3 separate regions of the Homo sapiens genome follow, and all the other regions are linked to region 1. Evidence: chromatin contacts called from ENCODE Hi-C or POLR2A ChIA-PET data. All regions are on one chromosome and are shown on one strand. Each heading gives the region's core, a stretch centred on a gene start or an enhancer-like site at or near the end of the contact. The rest is flanking DNA. Distances are from core to core; before and after follow the strand shown. Region 1 holds the start of ILDR2 (immunoglobulin like domain containing receptor 2). Region 2 has its middle 12 kb from the start of POU2F1-DT. Region 3 overlaps STYXL2 (serine/threonine/tyrosine interacting like 2).

Region 1 (3,768 bases), core at 831-3,330:
CAGTGATATGATTCCATTTCATAAAAAGCTGTGAGCCATCTAAAGAGAGCTCTATGTTTCCCTTCTTCTCTCACTCCCTGCAAACCCCCAGAGTACTTCTTTTAGGCAGACCCCAGCGTGTCTGTAAAGAGCACCTCTGACTCAGGGACCCCTCCCCCCCCCCCCCGATGCCTGGCTGACTTCAGTGCTGTTGTGATACAGGCTCAAGGACTAAGTGCCCTGAGAATATTGATAACCGAGAGTAGAGGCAGATTAAGGATGTGAAGAATCAGTGAGGGTGGGAGTGGAAGGCACTGGGAGGCCAGGGGAGCGGGGTGGCATGGATCAGCCAAACCCTGAAATTAGAGATGATTCATATCTGAATAATGTGGGAGGGATGAACTCAAAGCAGCCAAAAGAAGAGGCTAACTCTGCTGAGGATGCCTCCCCCAGCCTAAACCCAGCAGTGGGGCAACGGCAATGTTAGGGGCATTTCATTTGAAATGGGAAAAATATTTAGGCAATGAAGAATCTTATTCTGAAGCTAAGGGAAATGGGGTATTTGCCTTTTCTTGCTAAATGTATTTTACCCCCTTTACATGACTTGTTTTAGCTATTTTAAGCTTGTTCCCCTTTGCCTAGTGCCTTGATTTTGTCCAGATCTTCTGGCTGGTGATGCTAGAGGTGACAAAACTTCTCATGTGGTACTATTGTCCCTTTTCTCTCCTGCCTTCCACCCCCATCCTGTCCTCACCTTTCTGATCCCTTTTTCCATTTCTTCCATCATTCTGCCTCCACCTTGATTTGAATGGTTGCCTCTGACCCAGTCCAAGCTATCCAGACATTCCTCACCCCCATCCTACTCCCTTCAGCAGGGCTGCTTTGTGAATCTCTCAGGGCTGGCCACCCCAAGGCCCTGTATCCCTATGGGAATCGGAATCCTCATGTGGGGAAATAGGTTAAGAACAAGAGCATCTACTGACCCCAGCAGAATGGGGAGAAAGTTCACCAAAAAGGAGGGGAGGGCACAGAGGACCCAGCTAGACCAGTGACTTTGATGCTGGGGAGAAGCCCAATGCCTCTAAATCTCTCTGCAAATTATCTTTTAGGGAGCGGAGAGTGCACCTATTAGAAAGGCTCTTCTGCTTTCTAATTATCATTTGGGACCACTCCCCAAATGATACCAAGTAAGAGAGAGCCAGGCTCTAAACTCCACAACCAGTGAAGGTTCCATCCCCATCTTCTTCCCAACCTCCAGTTCCTTGCACCCTCCAGAGAGCCACAGAGAGAATGCCCTGGGTCCCCCTCCTTCTCTAGGGAAGAAATTAAGGAGACAGTCCTCTAGCCTCCACCTCCAGAAAACCAGTTCATTTAATTAATCAGCTCCCTCTGAGCTTCCTTTATTCCAGCCAGGCTTTTCACAAGACTCACAGCATTACAAACTCAGGATAAGACCGAAGGAGAACCGTTTTATGGAGGGGAAATGCATTCGAAAGAACAACCTCAGCGCCAATGAGTCAAACACCTGCATCTAGATGCGTCTCACTTGTCATTGGGCTTCTCCCCCGCCGCCCCCATCATTCTCTCTCTCTCTCTCTCACACACACACACACAAACACATACACAAACACACACGTTGCCCCCTCCCCCACTTTCCACCAGACCGCTAAGCAGCTTTAAACATGGTCAGTAAGGAGGAAAATGGGGGGGCGGGGGGCGCGGTGAGAACAGAACCACTACAGGAATATACAAAGTTATTCGTTTCTGTTGAAAAGGACTCTTACCTGTTAGCCAGAAGAGAGAAATCCACCTCAGCAAGACCCTATCCATCTTCCCCAACTTCCCAGCCGAATTACGGAGTGAGGAAAGTGGGAAATGGCTGGAACAGAAGGATCGCTGTCACCCCGCGGCAGCGGGCGGCGGCGGAGCGGCGGGCACCGGGCGTCCCTGGGCGCAGCGCCCGCCGGGCCGGCCGCGCAGGCGGGGCCGGGGGCTGGATCGCGCCGCCGGCTGAGCGCGCGCTGCCGCGGGCTTCCGGGGTCCGCGCAGCGCTCGGCGGCGCATCCGCATGCCCAGGCAGCGCGGCACGGGGCGAGCGTCTCCCCGCCGCAGAGCCCGCCGCGCGGGGGAGCTCGGCCGCCGCACCGCCTCCCGCGCCTCCGCCCCGCCGCCCGCTGCCGCGACTGCCAAAGTTTCTCGGTCACGTGCTGGCCCCCGGCGGCCCAAAGGTCAGCGTGGAGTGATTGAGGCCACGCGGAGAGAGGGGGTCTCTGGGTGGCAGGCAGCGAGAGGCGCGGGGGAGGCCGCCCCGCGGGCCGCGCCGAGCGGGGAGCGACCATCGCGGCTTCTCCCAGGGACGCCCGCGCTCGGGAACCCGGGCGAGAACGCTGGCTGGGGACTCGAGCAGGGGAGCCTGTGTCTGCGGGCAGCCACAGCCAACCTGAACGGGGAGAGAGTGACAGCGGCGAGGGTGGGGGACGGCGGGGACTTGGCGTAACTTCTTACAGGACTTAACTAGCAAGTCCTCTAGGCTAGAATGTTCGCTTCTGCGGTACCCCCGCCCCTCCGTCTGGTTTCCTTTTTGACAGTGCAAGGAACCAGGCAAGAGGCTCCGCAGAATTGAAAAAGGTAGGCGGGAATCTCGCGTCATTACTTTTTCCTGTTAAAATATGAGGTAGAATAAGGGCATCCGGCCCTTTAACAGAAAATATGTAAAACCAGAATGAGATAAATGATTATAACGGCTTAAATCCATCCAACACTTTATAGATTCCAGCACGCATTCACATGGATTATTCCTATTTGTCAGACGGATTTGTCTTGTGTCTCAAAATGTATGTGTTGAGAGAGAACTGAGAAATGTATGATTTGCTTAAGAAATATATTTATGAAGCCTCTACTAGGTGCTAAGAACTAAGGTTACAAAGTGGAATGAGATAGACTTCCTGCCCTTAGGAGCCTCATCTTGGGTCGAGGAAAGGGAGGAAGGTCAGACCATTAAAGACATGATACTTATTCCTAGTAAAACGGGGCAAGTGCAATAATGGAGACATAGAGAAAGTGCCTTGGGAACATAGAGGAAGGACTAAGTTAGTCGTGGGTGGGGAGGGGGCACCACGATAAAGGAGGGGTAACATCTGAGCTGGCATTTGCAGAAAGCACAAGATTTGAGCCATTCAAGGATCCCTGGTGGAAAGGGGGCAGGCGAGGGCATTCTGGGCAGAGGAAAGAGACATAGCAGAAAGGTCTCAAGTAGCATCTGAAAACAGAGTGGTGCCAGGCTGGAGGGGAGTTCCTGGAGCAGACAGACTCCACACCTAAGAGTGAATGTGTACACAGACAGGGAGAATATGTATGTGAACATGTGAGAAATGGGAAGAATAGACCCTGGGCAGCTGTCTTTTATGGCTGCCTGACATCTCAATTCCCTTCTTATTCTGAGAAATTCCAACTGCAGAAGCCAGAAAGTCTAGAGCCACCTCCCTGACCATCCCAGCTGGAATGCAGGCCCGGGCCCCTGGCATAGCCAGGCTGACCTCTCCCTCAGAGCTTTTTGATTCTGGAGCAAGTGGTGGATATAAGAAACAAGGACAGTGGAGAATTGATTTTGTCACTGAGGCAGCAGCAGCATCCAGTGTACATGATCAGCTGTGGCAGAGGTCAAGCCACCAGGATGCTCCAAGGTGTGATTTTTGGCTGTGGTCTTGCAGGCTCTCTGGGTTCTAGCCTCTCTTCTACACTTGGCTCTTCACTTCCCCAGCAATTCTTTGAGCCACCCAATATCCTTTC
Region 2 (3,768 bases), core at 753-3,252, 230 kb after region 1:
GAATGAGGTGTGCTTATGTCCTGCAATGATGAGGATAGGTGCTGGGAATAGGAACTTTTGGACTATTGAAGAAAATTTGAACCCATTTGTATTCAGAGGCTAGTGAGGTCTTGAGACATCTGGAATATCTGATACAATGTGGTTTATATGGATTATTTTTTAACAGAAGAAAGAGGATTAAATTATAATACATAATGACACCTCACTTATTTCACATTATGAGGAAATGTGATATTCCAGTAAGTCAATTTTCCAAATAATTGAAACAGCTCTTTAAGATTTAAAACATTTTAATGTTTTTAATGGAAAGTCTGCCAAAGTATACTGTACACTTTGCTTGCTTCTCAGAGGGGAAAATGAATTTAATGATTCCAAGTCATTGTGAGCACTGATGACTTTTTGTATTCTAGTATGGCAAGGCCCTGAGGATCTGATGACATACCTAGGGCTATTTTCTCTTAAGATAAATAGTCCCTAGCCTGCCATGCTCTCTGAACTCTTGTATCCACTTTTGGTAGGTTTGCTCTCTCCATTGTTATTAGACTGTCAAGAGACACTTGCTTTTCTCAGGGAGACAGTTTCTAGGCATCCACTTTACCCTCATTAACCTTTTAATTTCATCTTTAATCTGCTTTGGATATAGAAATTGCATGACTCATGTGAAAATCCTGGCTTAAAAAAGATGGAGTTCTAACTTCTGACAAAGGGTTGGAAGGGTTTGCCTAGGAATGAAGTGCGAGTTTTTAAAGCAGTTATTTTGTCTATTTGGAAGTATTTTAAATTTACTTTTGGTCTTGGCTGTGTTCCTCCACATTGCAGTTATTGGACTGGGGACTTTCAGAGAAGTGGTTTTTAATATATGTACACAATTGGGATGCTGGGGAGAGGGGAAAAGATTATTGTAGCCCTCTATCTCACCCAGATCAACATTATCTTATTCATTTTATGGAAATTGTAGTTAATATTCTGAATTAATTAGATTGTACAATCAGTTTCAAAAGCATAATGCAGTGGTGTATAAAATTTAATAATGTATAAAACTTGTTATGGAAATTTAAAATTTTAGGGCCAAGATGGAATTCAAACATGAATTTTGTATGAAGAAATGAAACAAAATAGTTGTGTTAGAGTAATTTTCTTTATTATTAGGGAAAAACATCCACAGCATCATTTAAATACTATACCATTCATCACATGTAATGCTTCCCAGCAAACTAATTTAAGGTGGACTCTAGACTCGATAAATATCAAAAGAGTATATCACAGTCCTCGCCTCTGCCTGTTTTCCTTTTGAAGATCAGCAGGCTTAGTAAAAACAGATTTCCTAAAATAAGCATTATCATATACAGAGAAGACTGGAAATCGTAAATGATGTGAGCAACTTCCCTTGATTATGACAGGAAGCCTGCATATATAATCTTTGTAGTGAATAAACATCTCCAATTTCTAGTATTATATCATCCAATTCCAGGAAAACATTATCATAATATGAAATAGATGAGAAAGTAAGTAGCAATCAGAACTATCTGGCAATGAGAAACACTAGGTTTTCTTTCTCTTGAGTCAGAGCAGCTTTCCTTAGTGAGAAAAGCTGATGTAAGGTGGTTCCACATTCAAATTTCAGTGCCTGAGCAACTTCGGGTAAGTTACTAAATTTCTCTGAACCTCAGCCCTTCTGACCATTATGCATTGGAAATAATGCTTCCTTCCTGTCTTAATCTGTTTTGCATTGCTATAACAGAATACCCGGGGCTGGGTAATTTATAAAGGAAAAAGGTTTATTTAGCTCGTGGTTTTTTTTTTTTTTTTTGGCTCCAGACTGTCCTCTGGTGGAGCTTTTGTGCTGCATTGAAACATGGAGGAGAAGGTCAAAGGGGAAGCAAGCATGAAGAGGGACCAGACCAGAGGGGCATCCTGGATTTATAGAAACCTACTCTTGGGGGAACTAATCCATTCCTGTGAGAACTAAACCAGTCTCACCAGAGCAAGAAATCACTCACTGCCACAAGGACAGCACCAAGATATTCAGGAAGGACCTGTCCCCATGACCCAAACACCTCCCACCACACCCTACTTCTCAACACAGACACACGGGGGAATCAAATTTCAACATGAGATTTGGTGAAGACAAACAAACCATATCCTAACCATAGCACTTCCCAAGAATGGCATAAGATTTAACTGAGGTAATGTTACTGAAATGCCAGGGGTTCACTCTAGGTCCTTCTGCTTGCCACACAGAAAGCCAATCACTGAGACAATGAGTATGACTAGGGAAGAAGTCTTTAATTAGGTGCTGCAGCCAAGGCAATGGGTGATTGGTCTCAAATCTATCTCCCTGACTAACTAAAATTAGAAGTTTATATAGCAGGGAAGAACTATAACCACGTATGGGAAAACAAGAATTAGTGAGGGGTAAGGAAGAGGAGTTGGTCAACAGGAAGCAGGTGGCTGGCTAGGCACTCATGACAGGTGAGGGGTCTGGTGTTTCACTGTCCAGATGCAGTGATCTGGTAAGTTTCAGTTCCTTGATACTATCTGGGAGGGCTGATGTTTGGTTTTCTGAGAAAGGAACTCAGATAAAATAAATGTTTAGTGCTTCAGTGGAAGTTTATATATATGTAACTTTCCCAAGTTTCAAGACTGGGAGGATGAATTTCTATGTTTATTCAAAAGAAACCATAAACATCAGTTCTAGGGACAATTGGGCTGGCTTCAGTCATGCACATTTAGCCCTTTCCTGTACCCTACATCCCCTCTATTTGAAAGCAGTGGTCCTACACTCAAACAGTCTTCAGGTCCTCACCTCCAACCATGACCTCCCTCTTGTATGTCTTGTCTTTCTAAGGGATCCCCAGTCACCCACCCAAAAAGCTAGTGGCTGTCCAAGGCTCCTCCTTTGCCTTCATCCTCCCGGCTCTGAACAACTCCTGGCCACTGATTCCTGTCTGAGTTAGGAGTTAGATGCATCTGCTCTGAGCTCCCCTGATCTACACGTACTTCACAATGTGCACTTTACCCACACTGGTGAATGCTCAGTAGACTCAGATTGTCTTGCAGGAAGGACTTAGGGTTTTTATCTCTGAATAATGATATTTGTGGAACTAAAGTGAAATAAAAGAATAATAGCTCAATAAACCTCAGTTTGCATTCTCCCTATTATTTCTTTTGCTCAAGATGCTGACTTGTGTGGCTTTTGTGTCTGGCTCTTGCCCTGCCTACATGTAGGACTGGTTTCTGTGGGTATTTCTGGTGAGATCTCAGAAGTATCTCACAAAATCCTATCAGTACACACAATACAGGGAGCACTAAGAAAGCACTGCAATCCCCATCTTACAGGGGAGGACCCTAGTGTACAGGGGCTTTCAAGATCTTCGTGTGAGGTTAAACAGTCAGTGAGAGGCAAGCCTGGGATCAATCCTGGGTGTGGCTGATGCCAGTACCCACACATAACCATTATCATAACTCTATTCCCTCCTCAATAGGTGTGATCAGTTACCCATGGCATCCTCATTTTACACTCCTTCGTCTACTTAAGCTTCCCTTTCCAAGCACTGCTAGTGCTTTTGATTGGTGCTTCTGATGCCTCTCACAAAGCACTGCAGTCCTCAATTTGCCAGAATGGGGCAGATTGTTCTCTCTTGCTCTTTTGTTCATTCAACTTTGTCAGAGGATTATTAAAGCTCCTTGTACCCCTATGTCCCCTAGAAAATTTCATGAAGTGGGCAGAAATTCAGCGGATATGCTCTGGCCTTGGGCACAGCTGGC
Region 3 (3,768 bases), core at 686-3,185, 150 kb after region 1:
CTTCCAGCCTTTGACTGTTACACTGTAAGAGGGGACAGAAAATGAAAAAAAGAGAAAAAAATGTCAGATGGTGATAAGTGTGAGGCAGAGACTAACTAGAACAATGTGCTAGAGTGACTGACTAGCTCCTTGGAGAGCATGGGGGAGGAGGCCTTCTGACAATGGGACATTTAAGCCAAGTGACAAAGGGCTAGCCATGGGAGAACTGGAAGAAGAGCATTCCTGCAGAAGAGAACTAGTAGTGCAAAGATCCAAAGGTGGAAAGCTTGGTGTGTTCAGGAATCAAAGGCCAGTGTCGATGAGCATGGTGGATGAAGGTTGAAGTGGCAGAGGTTCCCCATCAAACAGGAAGCTAAAAGCCAGGGTAAGAAGTTGGAGCGGCACCTTGATCTGATTTATGTTTTGGAAAACTCCCTCCCTCCACCTTGGAGAACAGACCGAGTTGGGAAGGTAGAGAGTAGTGCTTTGGGGTTGCTATTGCTATATCCAAGTGAAAGGTGACATGAGACTAGTCTGCAGAGGTCACAGGCCTCAGGGAGGAGAGGTGGAGCCCAGGCAATGGGGCCGACAGCCTGGCTGGGAAGAGTTGAGGATATGGTGTCCAGAAACCTGGGTTTGAGTCCAGGATTTGCTACACTGTATATACAATGTGACCTTGGGCCATTTCCTTTAGCCCTAGGAACTGCAGAGAACAAAGACAAAAATATCAAATCCTAAAGTTGCTGTGAGGAATAACGTTTTAAAAATGCATATAAAATAACTCCCTTGGGACAACACCTGGCACAATAAATGCTTTAAAAATTATAGCCATTGCTATAATAATATTGTTAATGATTTCCTGGAAAGGGCATTGCCTGTCACCACCAATGGCCAGGTTGGGTAACTTCTAAGGGAAAATACAAGCACACATATTTTCTTTTTTTTAATTATTTTTACTTTTTATTTTTAGAGACAGGATGCAGCTCTGTTGCCCAGGCTGCTGGAGTGCTCACTATAGCCTTGACCTCCTGGGCTCAAGCGATCCTCCCACCTCGGCCTCCCAAAGTGCTGAGATTACAGGCGTGAACCACCATGCCTGGCCAAATACACATATTTTAAATATGTATATGTATGTGTGCGTGTAAATTACATATATATATATATATATATATATATATATATATATATATATATATATATATATATACAGAGAGAGAGAGAGGTATGTATGTGTATATATACAGACATGTATACACATATACATATATACACACATACACACACTCACATATATATACAGTTTTCAGTTTTCTCCTTTTTTCAATGCTTAAAAACTCCTTTTTTTTTTTTAGGCGGAGTCTCGCTCTTGTCGCCCAGTCTAGAGTGCAATGGTGCCATCTACGGCTCACTGCAACCTCTGTCTCCTGGGTTCAAGCGATTCTTCTGCCTCAGCGTCCCGAGTAGCTGGGATTACAGACTCCCACTACCACGCCCAGCTAATTTTTGTATTTTTAGTAGAGAGGGGATTTCGCCATATTGGCCAGAGTGGTCTCGAACTCCTAACCTCAGGTGATCCGCCCGCCTCGGCCTCCAAAAGTGCTGGAATTACAATAAGCCACCGCGACCGGCCAAAAAACTCCTTCTTTTTAAAATGTAGGACGTTTGACCAACGTGGGATTGAATGGGTCTGTCGGTCGCCTGCGGCGTAAGGAGTGTGTCCCACCTCGCTCGCAGGTCCTGGAGCGCACCGGCAGACCTCGAGGCGGAGCGGGTACGCTCGCAATAGCTCCAGGCGTGTGGACACGGCCACGAGCCGGCGGTCCCCCGCAGCATCCCAGGGCGGATGAGGCAGATCCCAGAATGTGGAACGCATCCCAGAAGCGATAGCCAGCCTTGGAGGGTGGAGGGAGGAAGAACGAGCCCAAACGCGGAGGCGGAGTCGGTGCCAGGAGCCGCGAGGGCTCAGCAGGAAGTTTCCTGTCGCGGGTGTAACCCAGGCGCTGCCTTCCCTGCAGCATACCCAAGGCGGGCTGGGTCATGCTGGCCAGGAGCCAGCGCGTCAGCTACCCCGGCCGGAGACCGTAGGTCGGAGCGCTGAGTGTCCAGATCCCTTGCAGGGTCCAGTGCGCCCTGCGGGCATCTCCTCCCGATTCAGCCTCACTCTCCCTGCCAGGCAGCGAAAGGCCCTTATTGTTGCTGTGCTTGTTGCTTTTGTGGGTCCTTCCTACTCCACTACAGAGAGTTCGTGGCATCCCTAGAATTACTCCCTGAGCCTTAGGTCCTGTGGTTTTCTCTGCTTTAGGAGACTTGGGAGTCAGTTCTTGACCAGAACAGGGAAAGAAACACCTGGCGCCGGCGTTTTACATGATAATCACAAAGAGCCTATGAGGGGGTGTTGTTATTTACATTGTACACACTGGGAAGTTGAGACCTATGGAAGATTAAGTGGTGACTTTGTATGGTGCACGGTGTAATAATCAAGACTCTCTTGGTTGCTAGTGGGTGGAAACCATCTCAAACTCCTTCACAAGCAGCAAAGGCATTAATTCTGAAGATGCAGGAAAGAAGCCAAAGACAGGAGCCTGGCACGCCGGGCAGGCCTGGAACAAGGACTGGACGATCTCAGGACTCTTGGTTTCCCTCTTCTTTCTCTCTCTACTTCAGATAGCAAATGGCCATCCACAGGCCTGACATTAAACTAGCTAATTTCCTGCCTCAGTCCCATTTCCAAATTTCCTGGCGAATTTGTCAGATACTGGTCTTTTTGTGTACCCTGAGTTCCATCAGCAGTGGCAAGTGGGGTGGCTTCTGGGCAAATACAGGTGTGGAGGGGGATACCTTCTGAAGAAAGGGGGAATTATGAATTGGGAGGGTATAGCACAATTGCCTGCCATATAAAGACATACTGAGAGTGTAGAGAATTCAAATCCAGGCTTGCTCAAATCTGATGCTCTCCCCAGTAGCTGTACTCTTAAAAAAAAAATTTTTTTTTGAAGGTCCTTTTTTTGAGACAGAGTCTCACTCTGTCACCCAGGATGGAATGCAGTAATGTGACCTCAGCTCACTACCTCCGCCTCCCAGATTCAAGCGATTCTCAGGCCTCAGCCTCCTGAGTAGCTGCAATTCCAGGCACGCACCACTACTGCTCAGCTAATTTTTGTATTTTCAGTATTGACAAGGTTTTACCATGTTGGCCAGGCCAGTCTCAAACTCCTGATCTCAAGTGATCCACCACCTCGGCCTCCCAGGGTACTGAGATTACAGGTGTGAGCCACTGCACCCAGCCTGTACTTTCCAAATTTTAAAAACAGGGACCCTCTTCACAATCAGCCCTGCTGGTAATCAAAATGGTAACTCTGCTAATTAGAAAAACACTACCTTCCTCAAACCATTTTACTGTTGGAAAAATTTTCACCATAACCCAAGTGTATTTTGATATTTTGATTTTGATGTGAAGAGGCCCCCTAGAGTTGTGCAGAGAAGAATCTATACAGCATCAGCCTGCCTCTAACAGAGAAGACAGAAAATCCTGTTGCTGCTTTGGATGAAGTGGGTAAACATCCCTGAGTCTCACCCACCCAGCCTCTCTCTTGTCCCTCTGGCTGCCCTTTAGGCTCCTCAGAGGAGTCCCAGTGTGCTAGGAACACAGCAGGAAAAATGTGGCACCCCAACCTGGTCTCCGCCAGACTGAGTCTAAGTAGTATTTGATGCTCCTATGAAGAAGACTGGCTGGTCATGTCCTGAAGTGTCCTGAAGTGAGTTGGTCTCGTGATTCCACCTCCAAAGAAA

What was found. Hi-C counts contacts between places; a loop is a spot of excess contacts on that map. ChIA-PET counts read pairs that join two places held with the same protein, here RNA polymerase II (POLR2A). Pooled maps may share reads with other maps.
Region 2: a loop to region 1 is called in a map with no recorded cell type, with 3 times the contacts of the local background. The contact joins the enhancer-like site here to the promoter of ILDR2 in region 1. A Hi-C loop is called at or near these places in 1 of 37 single-sample maps with no recorded cell type. POLR2A ChIA-PET finds 5 or more read pairs at or near these places in 2 of 52 experiments (HEK293 and T-cell).
Region 3: a map of naive thymus-derived CD4-positive, alpha-beta T cell shows a loop between it and region 1 (7-fold over the local background). The contact joins the enhancer-like site here to the promoter of ILDR2 in region 1. A Hi-C loop is called at or near these places in 1 of 168 maps with a recorded cell type or tissue (naive thymus-derived CD4-positive, alpha-beta T cell) and 7 of 50 pooled maps. POLR2A ChIA-PET finds 5 or more read pairs at or near these places in 3 of 52 experiments (CD8-positive, alpha-beta memory T cell, activated CD4-positive, alpha-beta T cell and activated CD8-positive, alpha-beta T cell).

Annotation. Positions count from the first base shown.
Region 1 is chr1:166,973,460-166,977,227 of GRCh38, forward strand. It overlaps ILDR2 (immunoglobulin like domain containing receptor 2), which reads right to left and starts at 2,081. Exons shown (of 10, transcript NM_199351.3): 1 at 1,764-2,081. The coding sequence starts at 1,809. It also overlaps a transcript of MAEL not described here. RefSeq lists silencers at 1,931-1,980, 2,041-2,330, 2,451-2,500.
Region 2 is chr1:167,206,754-167,210,521 of GRCh38, forward strand. No RefSeq gene overlaps it. Among named protein-coding and RNA genes, the nearest start is that of POU2F1-DT, 12 kb to the right of the region's middle. Within about 2 kb of position 2,003, at least 4 of the 41 ENCODE cell types and tissues checked have a DNase peak (open chromatin) inside an H3K27ac peak, as active enhancers do.
Region 3 is chr1:167,119,701-167,123,468 of GRCh38, forward strand. The region is part of intron 5 of STYXL2 (serine/threonine/tyrosine interacting like 2); the gene reads left to right. Among named protein-coding and RNA genes, the nearest start is that of STYXL2, 28 kb to the left of the region's middle. RefSeq lists an enhancer at 1,882-2,452. Within about 2 kb of position 1,936, at least 9 of the 41 ENCODE cell types and tissues checked have a DNase peak (open chromatin) inside an H3K27ac peak, as active enhancers do.